Linked DNA regions of Homo sapiens: region 1 is linked to region 2. A link is a loop called in an ENCODE intact Hi-C map of the cell type or tissue named here. Cell type or tissue: PC-9. All regions are shown on one strand. Links, peaks and the distances in the headings refer to the core of each region. The heading gives the core; the rest is flanking DNA. Region 1 overlaps LIN28A (lin-28 RNA binding posttranscriptional regulator A). Region 2 overlaps ZNF683 (zinc finger protein 683).

Region 1 (2,908 bases), core at 301-2,800, 54 kb before region 2:
ACGGGAGAGAACTAGATATAGAAAATTCTTCCTTCCCCAGGCAGTCTTGCCAAAGTCACCATCAGCAGCCATCTCCCTTCTCTGGCTTGCGCACTGCCCACTTCATGGATAGAACCAAACAGGACCCCCTCCCCTTGGGTCTCTTCAGTCCAATCCTGAATTATTGATTCAGATAAATTATTTTAAAGGGGAGGGGGAGAGAAGGCATGACCCATATCATCCTTTCCCAATTTCTTCAAGTTAGGACTGTGGGGAGCCTACATGGGCCTACTGTGTTGGGGAATGTGGCATCAGACAACAGACAGCATTTCTTTTTCTTTTTTTTTTTTTTAAAAAGTCTGGCTCTGTTGCCCAGGCCGGAGTGCAGTGGCACAATCTCGGCTCACTGCAAGCTCCGCCTCCCGGGTTCACGCCATTCTCCTGCCTCAGCCTGCCGAGTAGCTGGGACTACAGGCTCCTGCCACCATTCCTGGCTAATTTTTTGTATTTTTAGTAGAGACGGGGTTTCACCGCGTTAGCCAGGATGGTCTCGATCTCCTGACCTCATGATCTACCCGCCTCGGCCTCCCAAAGTGCTGGGATTACAGGCGTGAGCCACCGCGCCCACCCCAAGCATTTCTTTTTCTTTTTTTGATAACAGGGAAGGAATCTCTCCAGTTAAAGTACTTAGGCCTTCTGATCCCTTCTTAATACCTCAGTAATTGCCTGCCTTACCCTATCCAACCCACACCAAGTACCTCATCCCAGCTTCAATTTATGCCTTTGCAAGCTTAGAGATAGAATGAGCCTTAGGGGTCACTTAGGAAATGTGGAGTTAAAAACAAAAGAAAACATTATAAAAGAAAAAAGTATGAAGAGAAAAAAAAAAAACAACACAAAGGAACCTAAGTGTCCTTTCTCCAGAAGTGGCAACAGAATTTCAGGGTACTTGCTACAGTTGTGCAGATTAAAGCTGGGGTTCTTGGCTCTTCCGCAAGAGGCTATTCCAGATCTTCTTCCAGGGCCATTCCAGCCGGAAGATTCTGTAGTGCAGGTCTCTACCTCAATTCTAGGTTCTTAGCTTGCACAAGCATTTGTTGAATGTCTAAGTACTATGCAAAATAACTGTTACTAATTGATTCTTACTGTAGGCTAAGTGGCATTCTAACCACTTTACGTGTTGTAACTCATTTAACCCTCATATCAAACTGGTGCAGTGGGGTGATATGAAGACCCTCATTTTACAGCTTGAGGACATGGAGGCAGAGGGGTTAATAAGCACCTTGGTTAAAGTCGCAATAAGAGGCAAGAGCTGAGCTGAGTGCAGCTGGCCTAACTCTCCCCAGTGCAATTCATTATGATGCAAGTCACATATATAATTGAAAACTTTCTAGTAGCTACGTTTAAAAAAGCAGCTGATGAAAGTAATTTTAATGATTCAGTCCTGTGGTGTCACATCCCTAACTTAGCTTCATTCCTGGAGGTAAGATTTGGTAAGGGAGAACCAACCGGTTCTCCCAGAAGCAGTTATTCGATGGTGTGTGTGTCAAGGAGGGTGTGTGTCAAGGAGGTTGGTGAAAGGGGTGTCTGGAACAGAAGGCTGCAGGCAGCCAATCCCTCTGATCCCCTCTGCTCAGCCACAGCCAGGCCCTGTAGCTCCTGCCTGGAGTTCTCCACCAGATGGCGCTGCTCAGCCTGTCTGCCCAAAGGTAAGCCCGAGGGCGCCTATACCAGGAGGTACTGAGTGGCCCGCTACCTGGTCTGAGCTGTGAACTCAAGTGTTCGGGTAGATTTATCTCCACAGCTCCTTAGGGCAGTCATCTTGTCCTCCCCGTCCCACCCTGCCCCCACCCAACCACCGGCTTGATCAGGGATAAGAATGAAAGGTTCCTAGACTTTTAGGCCAGAAACTCAGTTCTTATATTCTACTGCTTAGAAAAGCCAAGTCCTGTCTAAATTAAATAACACCACGCTGGGCCAGTCATGGTGGCTCATGCCTGTAAATCCAGCACTTTGGGAGGCCGAGGCAGGCGGATCACCACGAGGTCAGGAGTTCGAGACCAGCCTGGCTAACATGGTGAAACCCCATCTCTACTAAAAATACAAAACATTAGCCGGGCATGGTGGCAGGTGCCTCTAATCCCAGCTACTCGGGTGGCTGAGGCAGGAAAATCGCTCAAACCTGGGAGGTGGAGGTTGCAGTGAGCTAAGACGGCGCCACTGCACTCCAGCCTGGGCAACAGAGAGAGATTCCGTCTCAAAAAAAATAAAAAACCTCGATGGTGAGATCATGTTAAATAAGTCTGTATCAACTGTGTATTCTCCCCCAACTCCTTTGACCTCCCACTCTGACTATGTGGCCAGTGGTTGCTATTCATGCCTGCAGGAAGACAGGAGGCATAGTTTTACCTAGGGCAGTTACTCCAAAAAACAAGAATTCCAGTAGAGTGTGATTAGCAATGTTCAAAAAACTAAATGGCCCTGGTGAATGTTACTGAAAACCACTTGTAAGGCAGGCAGCAGTGTCAACAACCAGAGGGTAGAAACATCCCATATTTGAAGCTTTGTTCAGGATGGTGTCACAGCCTTTACTTTACACTGTCGCCGGGCATCATGGCTCATGCCTGTAATCCCAGCACTTTGGGAGTCCCAGGCAGGTGGATCACTTGAGGTCAGGAGTTTGAGACCAGCCTGGACAACATGACGAAAACCCTTCTCTACTAAAAATACTAAAATTAGCTGGGTGTGGTGGTGTACATCTGTAATCCCAGCTACTTGGGAGGCTGAGGCAGGAGAATTGCTTGAACCCAAAAGTCAGAAGTTGCAGTGAGCCGAGTTCGTGCCACTGCACTCCAGCCTGGGCGACAGAGCAAGACTCTATCTCAAAAAATAAAAATAAAAATAAAAAAAAGACATTGTCTAGAAGCAT
Region 2 (2,908 bases), core at 216-2,715:
CAGGCCAGCTCCACCGATGACAAGAAATTCACAGTCAAGTACCCACAGAACAAGGACAAGCTGGGAAAACAGCCAGAAAGAGCTGGCGAGGGGGCCCCCTGCCCAGCCTTCTCCTCTCATAACAGCTCTTCCCCACCACCGCTGCAGAACAGAAAGAGCCCCAGCCCCTTGGCTTTCTGCCCCTGTCCCCCTGTCAACTCCATCTCCAAGGAGCTCCCATTTCTCCTCCACGCCTTCTACCCTGGATACCCACTTCTCCTGCCTCCACCCCACCTGTTCACCTATGGGGCCCTACCTTCTGACCAATGTCCCCACCTCCTCATGCTGCCCCAAGACCCCTCCTACCCCACCATGGCTATGCCTAGCCTGCTGATGATGGTCAATGAGCTGGGGCACCCCAGCGCTCGGTGGGAGACCCTGCTTCCCTACCCAGGGGCCTTCCAAGCCTCTGGCCAAGCTCTGCCTTCCCAGGCCCGAAATCCAGGTGCTGGAGCTGCCCCAACCGACTCCCCAGGCCTGGAGCGTGGTGGCATGGCATCTCCAGCAAAGCGGGTCCCATTGAGTTCCCAGACAGGCACCGCAGCCTTGCCTTACCCGCTGAAAAAGAAGAATGGCAAAATCCTGTACGAGTGCAACATATGTGGCAAGAGCTTTGGGCAGCTCTCCAATCTCAAGGTATCTGCCTCCTGGGCTCTGCTTCTCCCCTCAACATCCTTCAGGGCCCCCCATGCACCCGAGTCTGCTTCTAGAAGCAAGGACCTCAAAGCTAGAAGGCACTCCTGGGCAACCTCTAGGGCCAAGTGACCTTGGATGGTTCATTTGGGTGGAGATATCGGATAAGACGGCCACCAAAGTCCTCGCCACCCTAGAGGACTGCCTATGAGATCGTCTCATTTAGGTTAAAATGGGGAGACTGAGGCTTTTAATGGGCAGCGTTTGCCTAAGATTACCCCGATTTAACGGTAGTGTTAGGTTTAGTCTCTCAACATTTGCTCTGGGCAAAGAAAGCCCTTACCTGGACAACCATCCTTTCTGGACTCCAAGTTAAGCTTCTTATTTATTTTTTTGGGCAGTCAGATGAGGGAATGGGTAGATTTTGGTGAGTCTAGACCACAGTCCGATGACCAACCTTTTTCAAGTGGGATCCCACAAATCTGCGCGACCGCCGATGCGATTGGCCTCACCATCCGCATCGCCCAGCAGGGGGCGCCCAGGGAGCGCATCTCAGTGCGTTAGCAAAGGGCGGAAACTGTGCGCTCTCTGGCTAGTTCTGAAGTTGAAGGCACATTGTGGTTATGGGGAGAAGCCCTGCTGGATCCTGCAGGGCAGGAGTTCTTAAACTTTCATGAGCCTCAGACCACCTGGAGAGCTAGTAAACATGCAGATTCCTAGAGTTTTTGTGATCCTCCCACCTCAGCCTCCAGAGTAGCTCCCAGCCCCAGAGTTATCTTTTTTTTTTTTTTTTTTTTCCATATGGAGTCTCATTCTGTCGCCCACGCTGGTCTCAAACTCCTGGGCTTAAGGGATTCTCCCACTTCATCCTCCCCGGTAGCTGGGACGAAGGGTAAACACCACCACTCCTCGTTAACTTTCAAATTTTTTGTGCATACGGGGTCCCAATGTGTTTCTCAGGCTGGTATTGAACTCCTGGGCTCCATTGATCCTCCCTCCTCGGCCTCCCAAAATGCTGGGATTACAGCCACGAGAGTGTGCCCAGCCCTCCCAGAGTTTTTGATTCAGCAGGTCTGGGGCCGGACTTGAGAACCTGCATTTCTAACATGCTCCCAAAGTGTGATACCAGCACTGCTGGTCTGTGAACCACATTTTGAATAGCAGTGTTCCACAATATACCTGGGGTACCTCTTACCCCTGGCCTTCTGACCACTGCCATCTCCCCTACAGGGCAGCAGAAAGAGTAGAGTATCCTGGGGATGATGGGCCCTGAGGGAGATGACGGGGAGGGAGAGAGAAGTGGGCAGAGATTTGGAGAGGACCTCAGGCCCTGCTAGGGGTGCTGGGCAGTTGGCAGCATTTATCCCGCATCTGACTCAGGTCCACCTGCGTGTGCACAGTGGAGAGCGTCCATTCCAGTGTGCCTTGTGCCAGAAGAGCTTCACTCAACTTGCCCACCTGCAGAAGCACCACCTGGTGCACACTGGGGAGCGGCCCCACAAGTGCTCGGTGAGATCCTTCTCCCCCTACTATGTACTCCTATAGGCTGGAGAGGAGTTTTAGGCCCTTGGAGGGCTGGCACCTGCAGCCTCCATTCCCCAGTCCTCCTGAGCAAGTGGAGATGGGAAGGGGGAGTGAAAATTGAAAATGACTCCTCTCAGCCTGGAATGGGTAATACTGAAGGTCACTCCAAAGGCCTGCAGGAGGGAGAGAACAATGAAGTTGGAGGTCATGGAGAGTGTATGTATACCCATTATCTACCTCCCTGAGTTATTGGAGGAGTTAATGCTATAGTGTACCCAGAGTATCCAAGTAGGAAAACTATTAGCTTGATGTCAGCTCCCTCCTTCTGTGAGCCTGGCCACATCCCTCGGGAAATCAGAAGGGCAGGGGTTCTTTCCCATTTTACAGGGGCAGAAATGAAAGCAGTGCCATGATTATGAGTCCGGGCTGCATAGTCGGGCCACCTGTGTTCAAATCCTAGCTCTGCCTTCAACTTGCTGTGTGACCTTTGGCTAGTGGCTTCACTCCTCTGAGACTCTGCTTTCTTACTATAATATAGGACTTGTACTAATACTTAGTCATGCTTCCCTAGGGTCCTGGGGAAGACTAGATGAAACCAACTGCAGGCATGTGGCAGCCCCCTGTAAATGTTCATTACAATCTACTGAAGCTGCAGCTTCATACTTAAGAGTTCTATGTGATTATCTCATTCAGTCCACCATATCTATGAAGC

What was found. A loop is a pair of places that touch in the nucleus more often than their neighbours do. Peaks named below come from ENCODE experiments on the same cell type or tissue, not always from the same donor. Only the 100,000 strongest peaks of a DNase experiment are listed, where the experiment ranks them.
Region 1: a loop joins it to region 2, with 4 times the contacts of the local background. A loop is called at or near these places in 7 of 110 quality-filtered maps.

The regions. Positions count from the first base shown.
Region 1 is chr1:26,415,966-26,418,873 of GRCh38, reverse strand. All of the region lies in intron 2 of LIN28A (lin-28 RNA binding posttranscriptional regulator A), which reads right to left. Among named protein-coding and RNA genes, the nearest start is that of LIN28A, 6.6 kb to the right of the region's middle. RefSeq lists an enhancer at 1-334. In PC-9, for the core only: CTCF peaks have their summits at 1,436 and 1,636 (motif pointing right); a DNase peak (open chromatin) is centred at 1,513; H3K27ac peaks cover 876 bases.
Region 2 is chr1:26,362,299-26,365,206 of GRCh38, reverse strand. It overlaps ZNF683 (zinc finger protein 683), which reads left to right. Exons shown (of 6, transcript NM_001114759.3): 4 at 1-675; 5 at 2,053-2,181. Among named protein-coding and RNA genes, the nearest start is that of ZNF683, 9.0 kb to the left of the region's middle. RefSeq lists enhancers at 1-465, 466-967, 1,103-1,172, 2,837-2,908. In PC-9, for the core only: CTCF peaks have their summits at 1,006 and 1,215 (motif pointing right); no DNase peak of the experiment used is centred there.